2 separate regions of the Mus musculus genome follow, and region 1 is linked to region 2. Evidence: chromatin contacts called from ENCODE Hi-C or POLR2A ChIA-PET data. All regions are on one chromosome and are shown on one strand. Each heading gives the region's core, a stretch centred on a gene start or an enhancer-like site at or near the end of the contact. The rest is flanking DNA. Distances are from core to core; before and after follow the strand shown. Region 1 has its middle 19 kb from the start of Gm46293. Region 2 has its middle 24 kb from the start of Gm11544.

Region 1 (6,024 bases), core at 1,471-3,970, 42 kb before region 2:
GGCTTTCAGGGTCTTATAGGAAGGGGGCCTGGCATTCCTCTCCAGCTCCCTCCCATTACTGCTTAGCACCATTTAGTGGTCAGCCATCGTGGAGCCTGCAGATGAAAACAGAAGCTTTGGGTAGCCAAAACACAAGATGAAAGGAGTCTGGGTCTCTGAGCAAATCAGGCAAGGAAAAAGTATTTCCCCAGTCTTGGGCTACTGTTTTCCAGATTATCAGATAAGAGAGAAACTGCTTGTCTTTTTTATTGCTCTCTTTTTATTGTTTATTGAAATGTAGCTCAGGCTGCCTTGAAACTCACTGTGTAGCTCAGGCTAGCCTGGAATCTATGATCCTCCTGCTTTTGCCTTCCGAGTGCGAGGCTTACACACATGTGCCGCCACATCTTTACTATTGCTGTTTTAATTTTTTTTTTACATTTCTATATTTTGTGTGTGTGAGCGTGTGTGTTTGTCTACTCATGTGAGGGCACAAGTGTGGAGGGCAGACAATAACCCCGTGGGTTCCTGTTAGTGAACCTGGGTGGTCTGGGTTGGCAGCATGTACCTGAGCCATCTTGACGGCCTGACACTATTATGTTTTGAACTCAGTCATGAAAGGTGCAATCTAAATCCTCCCCAGTAGGAGTTCAAGGAAATAGTGGAAACTGTAGCTGTGAGCCAGTCCCACCCCTGGAAGAGTGAGGAAATAAACCCATGACTTCATGTTTTCATAGGGCTACTCAAGATCACCACGTCCACAGTTGTGAGCGGCCTAAGCAGATAGCAGCAACATAGTCACCAGCGGAACTGCCCAGGCATTACCAATCTATTACAGATTTACTGTTGCATTTATGTTAGTGGACCGATTTTCTTTATGGTTTGCATGGGGGGGGGGGGTTGAACCCAGGGTTTCACGCATGCTCTGCTAAGTATAGCTCTAATTGAGCTATAACCCAAAGCACAGCAGAATGTCCCAAACCCAAACTGTAACGTTGCTGTTCCATAATGGGGGGCTCATATCTCCCTCCCCATTTGCAGAGTTCTGTTTCAGACCAGGAGACTGGAATCAATGACATATTATTAAGACTATTTAAAAACCACATCCAAACATTACATCAGAACTTAAAGAATTCTTTCCAGAGTCAAATTCAAGCAAAGAACAGGCTGCTGCTCTGCGTGCTGTTCTTGGGAAGCTGCAGTAGACAGCTTAGGCCTTAGTCTTTAGAAAACCTGGCATCTTCTGACCTTGGATGCTTGAGGGCTGAAGGTGGACAGTCCTCAGAGATGGATGCGGTCCAAATCCAAAGCCATCTGACAGAGCCACTAATATTTACTGCCATTTCTAATGACCTATAATTGTGGTTTGGGGTTTTCTAATTCAGTACAAATAGGAATAAGAAAAGAAAGCGACAGACAGGATTTGAAAACCCTTCTGCTTCCTTGTAACCGCTGTGTCCCTCTAGTTAATTTGGGGTAATTATCCCTCGTTGCTTTTACAACGCTGCAATTTTTTTATTATTATTATTTTGGAAATAAATGCTTCTAAAGTTGTCTAAAACTTGGTGGTCGGTGTGTGAGTTTAATGCTGGCTAGGGAATGTGAGAAACGAAGTGGTAGCCCACCGCTTTAAACCCAAGCGCTCAGGAGGCAGAGACACGCAGATCTCTTTTGAGGTTCAGGCCATCTGGGTCTTCAGAGAGTTCCAGGTCAGTCTGAGCTAAAGAGGAGAGTGGGTCCTGGGGTGGGGGTGGGGAGAAAGGAAGAAGAGAAAAAAAGCCTGAAAAGCCAGCTGGAAAAGCGTGCAAGGATCAGGACATCAAGGCCAGCCTCAGCCACCTCAGGAGTTCATGGCTGTCCCAGCTACATGCATGCTCTTCTAAAAGGTGTGAGAAAGAGCTTTCCAGCTGACTTCCTGGGCTGCATTCCACAGTGATAAGGAAATCCTGAGGACTCCTAATGGCTCTTCCAGCCTGCCTGACTCACTGTACCCAGCCACACTGTGGCAGCTGGGCCCACACTCACCCTGGCTTCTGCGAGTCTCTGGCAGCTAGTGGGAGGGGCTTACTCAAGAGGCAGAGGAGCTACAGGGCACGGCCTGTTTGACTTGAGGACCCCAGTCCAGTGTTTCTCCCTAAAGCCGGCCACCTTCTGTCTAAGGTGTTTTAAGGCTCCCTCCTCCAGCCTCTGTCCTTCACATAACAGCCTCCACAAGTTAACAATTGCATCCTCACGATCTTCACAGCCAAACCCTTCTGGTTACTGGAGTCCTTAGCTGCACTCTAGAGGTGAGGACACTGAAGTCCAGAGAAGTTAAGCCACCTGCCTTTTGCCCAGCTGCTGTTAAGGGGCAACACAGGCTCCATCCTAACGAATTTGACTCCCACCACAGCTGGGCATGAAAGGGGCTTTCTAGTTCTACGATCAAAAAAACTTCATCATGGGCACTCATCCAAGCTATGGCCTCCATATTCTGCTCCTCGGTCTCTGCGAATGCCAGACGTTATTATCTCCCTCTCCACTCCTCTCCCAGCACCGCCCCTCCCCCGCACTCCCCCATTTCTTTCCCCCTCCCGTCGTCCCCCCCCCCCCCCCCCCGCCATCCTCGACAGCCTGGTGGTCTTCCTGAGGTGTCTGGTCTCTACTCTGTGAGCTTTTGGTCCCTTGCATAGTGGTCCTGTCTCCCAAAGGGACCCAACCCCCAGCTGTCCCTCAGGTCCTGTTGCTGGAGGCAGTGCGGGTGCCACGTCCTGCAGAGCACTGGTGGCCTGCCAATGCAGCTGGCCCGCCCTCCCTGGTGGCGCAAGGCCTGCCTGGGTGTGTCCTGCCCAGCACGGACCCTGCTCCAGAGCAGCATTGCAGAGACAGTCCCTTCCCCTGTCTCCTGCTGCTGCTTCCAGTGCCACCTCAATGCTCTGCCTCCCCTAACTCTCAGGATGTTTCAGAGACTCTTCTGAGATCCCACTTCTGCCCACCTCACACCAGGTTCTCCCACAAGCAGGTCTCACTGTGCTGTTGGCTGGCTGATAATGGGGAATGAGGTGGGGGCGGGGCTGGGGAGAAGGGGAGGTTTTAGTAGAAGTAAAGGAGGAAGGGGAGATGATGCAAATACATTTTAATTAAATATATAATTAAATATTTATTTATAAATATTTTAAAATGTAAATGCTAAATTTAAAATAAAAATACATACTACTAAATATATAATAAATGGAAAATAATAACCATAGGGGGAGGGGCAGATGGTGCTGGGAGCCCTGGAGGAGCTCTTGCATCCTGTTCCTGTCTCTTCTAGCATCTTGCCTAGTGGGTTTTGAATGCTCAGAGAATACTGGAGGACTGTTTAGGCTCTGCCCTCAGGTCTCCATTTCAAATCCCAGCCTCCCTTTTCTCTGCCACGTGATCTTGGGCAAGTTTCTTTCCTTCTCTGTACCACCCTCATTTGTTCTATCTCTAAAATGGCGAGAACGATCCTTTGGTTTTATGAAAATGTAAGGGCCTTCGTAGCTAGTCCAGTGGCAGAAGTGTAGCCTCCTGTTTCCTCCTGGGACCCTTCTCCCCTGCCTGGCCCCAGTTAGCATCCTGAGCCCAAATCCTTCTCATTCCCCTTCCCTCTCCCAGGGACTCACGGGTCCCTGTGCTTCTGACTCAGGCCAAAGAGCTCTCAGATCTAAGGAGAGACTTGGGAGGTAGAGGCAGGAGGATCAGGAGTTCAAGGTCATCTTTGGCTACATGGTTAGTTTGATGGCCAGGCTGGGTCTCATGAGACTTCATCTCAAAGCAAGCAAGCAAGCAGGCAAGCAAACAAACAAACAAACAACCCAAAACAACAACAAAACCAACCAACCAAACAAACAAAACCAAGCAAACAAGGTGACCGAGAGATGGCTCTGTGCCTTTTCCATGAGCATTAAAGGCCTTGGGCAGAGAAGAGAGCAGAAAAAGGTAGAATGCCCAGAGTAGCTGGCCAGCCTGTCTGGCCAATCAGTGAGATACAGTTTCAGTAAGAGATTCTGTTTTTTTTTTTTTTAAATATATATGTATTGTGTGTATATATATATATATATATATATATATATATATATAGAGAGAGAGAGAGAGAGAGAGAGAGAGAGAGATTATGCAATGAAATGTCTGTGCACGCTGGTGTGTGAGAGTGAGCATAGACACACACACACACCCATCCACCCGTGTTCCCACATGTACACACTCTACTGTGCTATCTACACCCCATCTCAGAAATACCCCAATCAAAAGACCCTATAATGAATTCTGGGCTTTCAGGGAGGAGCCCTGTTTTCTAGTCACCTGGCAGTGTCACCAAATAGCCTGGAGACCACGGACCTCCCCAGCCTTACTTTCCACTTCTGTACAGTGGGGATGATCCCGTCCAGGGGTCGCCCTTCAGTTAAGCTGCACGGACTGGTGACCCTAAGCTTTGTAATCCTAGACAAGGAGGAGAAATTTAATGCCTGGTCATCACAGAGATGGAGGGAAGAGTGGACCAGGCCTAGGTGTCTCTGCTCAGGCTGTGCCAAGAGTGTAGCCATTGGGCTGTGGACTGGACAGCGAGCTGTTCCAGGGGAGAATTGACCAGGTATAATCTTACAACTAAACTTTGAGCAGGCACTCTGGGGTTCTGCGTGCCGTGGCCTGCCACCTGCTCTCTCCCTGTCTCCCACAGCACCTTCATAAACCTCCTCTGGGGGAGGGAGGAGCAGGAACCCACACTGGCTCCTGATGGCCAGGGGCCCTGCCAAGTCTGGCTGTGGCTATAATTCCCCTCCCTCTCATCCTCTGAACTCCAGCCCAGTGGAATTAGGCATTTCCTAATATTAGTCATGATTCCTTCTGCCACAAGTGCCAATAGCCCAGCTCAAAGTGGCTTAAGCAGAAAATTAAAGCTATTTGGCTTATTTTGCCAGAAAGACCAGAGCTCCAGGCTCAGAGGGCTGGGAGGTAATTGTGAAGTGCTTTCTCCCTTTCTTGGACTTGCCTTTCTCCATAGCGATGGCTTTTGTCAGCCCAGTTTGGCTTCACGAGGGAGGTCCTCAGGCAGCCTCCTTAGCCTATTTTCTAAGAGTTTAACAATCCCAGGAGAAAAACAAAACCTCTTTCACAATCATTTCAGAAAGGAAAAAAATTAAATCCCAAAGATTGACCCACATTGAGCTGACTTAAGTCATGTGTTCCTTTCTTGACCAGTGACCTCAGCCAAGCAGATGAAGAACACTGACTGATCTGGGCAGAGGCCCACGCTAGCAGCATGTGGGCTGAGAAGGCTGGTTCCCCCAAATACAATCTGGATAGCTTTTGTGGAATCAAAAAGAATGAACGCTAAGGTGTCTAAATCACCCCACTCCCTGGCTGCCAGAATATATACAGGGCCTTTTTCTCCCATACACACCCCCTTACAAGCTCTTGTTACCATCTTATCTTTCTTTCTATTTTGACATACTTTCACATTTGTTTAAAAAAAAAAAAAGTTCCCCTAATAGGGCCAACGCCTTTTCTCTTCAGCAGCAATCACTTGTAAGTGAACGGCTACCGTGGTATCTCAGTATCCTTGCATACCATAGTGTGCAGAGTTTAGAGGACTTTCTCCCAAGTCACCATGAAGCAGCTGGGAAAATCTAGCTACAGTGTTATAATTTATGTACATTTTGCCATTTGGGGTAATCATGTCCTTTGTAGCAGAAAGACCCAGTTGGTGGCTTTGCTCTTGTTTTCAGCTGTTCCTTGGCATATGTGAACGTTCTCATGCAGGAGCAAAATCAGGAACCATGAAGGACAGTTGCTTCTAGGCTTTCCTTATGGAGACCAGGCCCACCTGGCTAGGAATGGTCCCACCCACTGTTCCTGGCCCCTCCCACATCAACCAGTAATCAAGAAAATGCTCCCACAGTCAGGCTCAGCAGGAGGCCAGAGTGATGGAGGCAACTCCCCCTTTGAGGTTCCTTCTTTCCAGGTGTGTCAGTTTGCAAGATGTCAGACCATGCTCCTGCACAGTGTCTTTTAGTGTGAGTCTGTCTAACGTGTCCCATG
Region 2 (5,623 bases), core at 1,466-3,965:
TGAGAAAAGGACAGGGCAAGCTGGCATAGCTATTTTGAGATCGTGAATTCGGCCAAGGCCTTTCTGGACAAAGCTGTCTTCGATCTTGGGAACATAAGCTGCAGTGGCCCTAACTCCTGGGCTGTTGCTCTAACCAGTGAGGGGAAGGGGGGGGGAGAGATATGGGAGCGAGAGATGTCTCCATGTATCACTGGAACAGGATAACGACAAATTGGGAATGGAGCAAGGATTGGGTAAGAACTCCGCCATACCCTCATGACATCTATGTGCCTGGGAGACTTACCCACGACTGCTAACACTCTCTCATGCTCTTAGCCTGTCTAGACTTGAAGGGGTAGAGGGCCTTAGAGTGCTTCTCCCCTTAGGCCCTCACTGTCTCTCCAGCCTTGGGCAAACTGGGGCAGTACCTGCTCCCATTCTTGGAGGCTAAGGAGTGGTAGACTTCCTTTTATTCTTCCTACTTGGCTAGATCTTTTGTTCCCTTGTGGTAGGCAACTTGTGTCCTGATCATGCCCCTCCTTTCTGCCCCTCCAAGGCCTGACTCCTCCAGAGCCAGCCTTAACTCTCCGTGTTCTCCCTTACGGCACACACTATGGAGGGTAGAGAGGGACACGAAGTCCCAAAGGCAGGGCAAGCTCAAAGAGCCTTTTCTAGCCCATGTTGTGAGGAGAAGGGACAGAGACTGGGGACCAATGGGACTTACATGGTGGCGTTACAGGAACGATGCCTACATCTAAGTTCAGACCTCATGGGTGATTTAGGAGATAAGGCTCAACCTCTCTGGCTTCATCCCCTCACTGTAAAAAGAGGGCTCACGACATAGCAACTGGCAGGATCTCAGCCACTGAGGATGCTTGGAGCAGAAGGGTCCAATACTACGAAAGGAGCTTCGGGCTGCATGTGTGCGTGCAGTAGTGAGCACGAAACTGTATGAGAGTACAAGTGAGTATGTTATAAGTTGGCATCTATTGGAAGACTAGAGGAATCAACCATGTCTACTCTAAGAAGCCAGAAACCCTACATCAAGGGAGACAGTCATCAGAGCCCCCCCAACCCCCGCCCCTGGAGGTGACATGTTTTCTCCTTATTCAACTTGATTATCCGTCTGCTTAACAGCCCCCATGCCTCTCCACTTAACCAGAAAACACAATTTATGGGCCTGGGGCATCAGACCTGTCATTTGATGAGAGGATGCAGTCCAGCCAGGCTGGAGCAGAGCTGTGTGCCCAGCCTGCCAGGCACCCGCCCAGACACTTAGTGCCTTGTTTACCCTGGCCCGGGTGGCTGGCACAGGTGGACCTCTCCAGGGAGTAGTCTGGCAACTCTTGTCAACAGACCCACCTGGAAGCCAAGGAGGAGACCAGGACGGCAACTCTGCCGAGGCAGGAGGGCAGATGGTGCTGTATCCAGCTGCAGCACACCAGCATTGCAGCGTGTAGTGTGCCAGCCTCAGGCTTGGGGTCTCCAGCTACCTGACTGGACCGCTCCGCCTGCTGGGCGCTATGAAAGATGCCATAGTTCCAGGAGGCTGGGTGCTGCTTGGCAGATGGGAACCTAGGTCTTTGGAGCCCTCTCTATAGCACCTGGGTTCCTCTGCCTCTCACACCCTAGGGGAGGAGTCCAACTTCAATGCCTGGAAGTACAGTGACTTGGCTTAAACACACGTGTCGCAACCCTCTGCCCACTGAAGCCAGTGACCACTGTCTTCCTATGTCAACTTCACCAAATGGACCAAGATTCTGCTCCTCTTCCCTGACACGCACAATCTAAGCAGCACAAAGGTTCACAAACCCCAGCAGACATAAGGTACTCATTCAATGTGGCTCTTCCCCTGCAACCACGAAGCCCTTCATACCCACATACTTAGACCCCAATATCTATTCTTTTGTCGTGCTCCTCCCCCCCCCCGCCCCCCTCCCCGCCCCATACAGTGCTACAGTTCTGAAGCAGGCCCAAGGGAGGCCAGCATTTTTTACCCTGGGCTTCTCCCAACCCCTTCCTTCTCACTCCTCCCTTCCACCTCCCCTATTGCCACGCCCCTTCTCCTTCTCTGACCCTTGGCGGTGATGTGTCCAAAGGCTTTTTCTCATTTCATCTCTGAGCATGTAGTAGGGTGTGCTAGGCTGCACATTGTGGGGGGGGGTGAGGCAGGGAGGGGGGTTGCTCTAGAGGACAGGGAACAGCAGCTGAAAGCGACTTTGGGCCTCACACCCCCACCTCGACTGCCCACCCCATCCAGCGTGAGTCATCCCACATCTGGAGTTGACCCATTTGGAGGCACTGCAGCCTACTCAGGCTGCTCACAGAGGCACCCCGGCTCCCCACTGCATCGCATCCTGTCCTCTACTGGCAATGGGGTCTTGCTTCTTACAGCCCACCCCCACCCCAACCCCTACCCCCACCCCTGCCAAGAGTGGGCTGCTCTTTCAAGCATGCAGGCACCCAGTGCCAGACTGGAGGAATGATAAGCCATCCTGCCCATAGGGACTCTCCCCAGTCGCAGTAAGAGTGTCCATGGCTTGGATAGACCGTGCAAGCAGCCTTTGGAGGAGCCCAGACCCAGGGCTGGGAGAGGCAGGAGCCTGGCGGTAAGGAGGCAGTGGTTTGGCTCAGAAGGCAGAGGCAGGCAGAGGGAGTTTATTCTGGCCCAAGGCCCCAAGCCAAACATCCTCCACTAACCTAGCAGACACTTCAAAGCCTGAAGGAAAGGGGCCCTTCGGTAAAGGAAACCTGAGGTCCTGGACGCCTGACAACCTGGCTCCCGGCACAGGACCACCCTGTCCCACTCAGTATCAGCCGGCTGGATCAGACTTGAAGCAATGATCGGGAAGGGTCATTTCTATCTACACCCCAACCCCATCGCCACCGCCCCCCTTACCCCCCCCCCCGCGCGCGCGCCTTTGGGGCTATGACAAGGACAAAGTCCTATAACTTTGGTCCCTAGAACATTTTCTTCTTAAGTTGTATGTGCCTCCCTGAGCCCCCCTCTATTCTCCAGGCAGGAAAGGTTGCTAGGAGTCACTTTGCACCCTAATATGTTGTCCTCAGTTTGGAAGAAAAGGACCATTAACTGTGAAAGAACTAATTTCCCTTCCCAGGCTACCTTGCTCTGTAAAAACCTTTTCTACATGGTCCAGGCAAGGACTGAGAGGGCAGGGGACTTACAGGCTAGAAGGAGAACCTAGCGTCAAAAAAATAAAAGCTAAAGTAGAATCAGAAGGCAAAACCTGGGCTGCGAGCCACTGGGTCTCCCTGGAGGCCCTCAGGGGCAGAGGGAGGGAGCCCAGCGGCTAGGCGCTAACACTGGAGAGGGAGGCGTTAACAGGACCACTGCTGAGAGGGGGGTTCCTGGAGCCAACTTGGAGATAAGGAGGCTGGGCTAGGGTGAGGGGCGCGGCCACGTCAGCACAGACGCTGGCTGGGTGCACACAGCACGTGCACACGTATGTACTCCGACGCACGCGCCGTCACATGTGTGCGTGCACACAACTGAAGCCAAGTCTGTCCTCAATTGGGAGCCAGATGATGTGGCTACTCTGCGAAGCCAGGATCGCAGGAAGAATGCGTTCTCCACCCACCTCTTTCCTCCTTCCTCCGCCCCTTCTCGCCCTCATTTTTATTTTATTTATTTATTTATTTTTGACTTCCTGGTTTCTTTCCTGGATGTTCCCAGGCTGTTCCCTGGTCCAAACTTAACTCACAGCCCCAGACCATTAAGAGACTCTCTCTTCAATGTGCCCAGCCCTCAGAGGGCCTGCTTTTTTTTTTTTTTTTTTTTAGCTCCCAGCTTCTTTGGGACTTGGAAATTCTTGTAAATGTAACCGCAAGCCCCAGCCACATCATGGATTGTTGTAAGACATCATACAGACAGGGTACAGTAGAAGCCTCTTTCAAGGGGTAAGAATAGAGCTGAAAAGTGAAGAATCTAGGAATCTCAAATTCCTTGTTTCTTTATGGCCCCAGGCGCCTACCTCAAGGAATAAGGGGAGCACGGAGCAGAAACCGAGGTTGTGGGAGTGGATGAAGACCCAGATGGAGGAGACTGGAGGTCTCTAGACCCTCAACCCAGTTTTAGCTCAGCTTCTGAAGCTGACATCTTGGTACTTCTGTTTCATCTGCCACCCCAGACAGCCAAAGCCCATTAGCTCAAAAGTCTCCTCTTAGCCGGGCGCGGTGGCGCACACCTTTAATCTCAACACTCGGGAGGCAGAGGCAGGCAGATTTCTGAGTTCGAGGCCAGCCTGGTCTACAAAGTGAGCTCCAGGACAGAGAAAACCAAAAAACCTGTCTCGAAAAACCAAAAAAAAAAAAAAAAAAAAAAAAAAAAAAAAAAAATGTCTCCTCTTGCCACCACCATCCACTTCCTGAACACTGCCCTCAGGTCTGGGCCCCAGAAACCTAAACTTTGGAAGTATAATAGTCCCCAAAATGTCTTTTCTGCCCCCCACCCCTGCTAAGGAAGGTGAGCATTAGTAGAGACCCCCTAACCCAGTCATTAGGGTAATAAGCTCTCTGCACGGACAGTTTCAGGCGGTTAGCCCTACCTCTCTATCTTGTTCCACAGACTGGCAGCTCTGACTTGGGGTCAACTCCAAAACTCACGTAGTCCACCCCCCACCCTGTGTCTATCATTCAGGAAGAAGGGCTAGTGGGCTTCCATAGTCAAATGAATGTTGTTGGGAAGGAGACTAAGACCCTGGCCCCACTGGCAGGACCGGGCTGGCCCCTCTACCCATCCTAGAAGGTGGGTCAGCAGTTGTTCCCCCAAACACCCTTAGAATATCTCAATTTCTGGGGTGTTACTTTACTAAGAGAAGGGTTCATAAGCTTCAACGTGCTGTTGGGGGACAAGAAGCAGAAGTAGACACCTCCAAACACATAGCAAGTAGGGTCAATCTGGAACCCCATCACTAACCAAGGGCCACTCAACAAAGACTTTGGAAACAAATTTCCCCTAGGAGAAACTCATTCCTGACCCTGGAGGCTCCAACCAGCTTCCTCTCTGACAACACAGCCTCTGTTTACTTGGAACAAAGCACCATGGGAAATGAAGACTGAAACAGATTTGGCTGGTTCCCTGCAGCCTACTGGGAACAAAGAGGACTGGGTCCACACATCTTCAAGAGAGAAGGGAGAGGCCCATAGAGACAACAGGGAGGACGCTGGAGGGTTACTTTTACAAGACCAAAGTCTAAGAGGGCTTTCTGGAGGTGGTGGTGAGAAGGAGTTTATTGAATTTGAGAGAGGTGGGAAGCAACTCAGGCTGAAACCAGGAGAGAATTGGCGAGAGAGGGGTGAAGATTCTAGACTATGATGGCAGGGCAGCGAGAGGATGTTGGATGAGGGACTGTTTTGGGGACGGGGCCTTATGAAAGTGGCAGAAGGAGCCTCTGAAGGCTGGAGAGCAAAAGAGAAACATATTCCATCAGGGTCAGCAGGGCACCCAGGCTAAAGATCTTATGGAAAATGGCTGTGACATCCCCAATGAGCAAGGCTGCATTACACAGGGGAGGTGACAGCAATGACATTCTCCGGTCTCTGAGAGAGTTCTCCAGAGATCCGTAAAGGACAATGGGAAAGGAGTAAACTAGAAAGAGCAGAAATCTCTCAGATGAGATGTGAT

The links. Hi-C counts contacts between places; a loop is a spot of excess contacts on that map. ChIA-PET counts read pairs that join two places held with the same protein, here RNA polymerase II (POLR2A).
Region 1: a loop to region 2 is called in a map of heart, with 2.9 times the contacts of the local background. The contact joins two enhancer-like sites. A Hi-C loop is called at or near these places in 7 of 37 maps with a recorded cell type or tissue (CH12.LX, T-helper 1 cell, T-helper 17 cell and 2 more). POLR2A ChIA-PET finds 5 or more read pairs at or near these places in 1 of 5 experiments (Patski).

The regions. Positions count from the first base shown.
Region 1 is chr11:94,912,626-94,918,649 of GRCm38, reverse strand. No RefSeq gene overlaps it. Among named protein-coding and RNA genes, the nearest start is that of Gm46293, 19 kb to the left of the region's middle. Within about 2 kb of position 2,720, at least 2 of the 3 ENCODE cell types and tissues checked have a DNase peak (open chromatin) inside an H3K27ac peak, as active enhancers do; they include gastrocnemius and heart, where a contact is called at or near this core.
Region 2 is chr11:94,870,891-94,876,513 of GRCm38, reverse strand. It overlaps A430060F13Rik. Among named protein-coding and RNA genes, the nearest start is that of Gm11544, 24 kb to the right of the region's middle. Within about 2 kb of position 2,715, at least 3 of the 3 ENCODE cell types and tissues checked have a DNase peak (open chromatin) inside an H3K27ac peak, as active enhancers do; they include gastrocnemius and heart, where a contact is called at or near this core.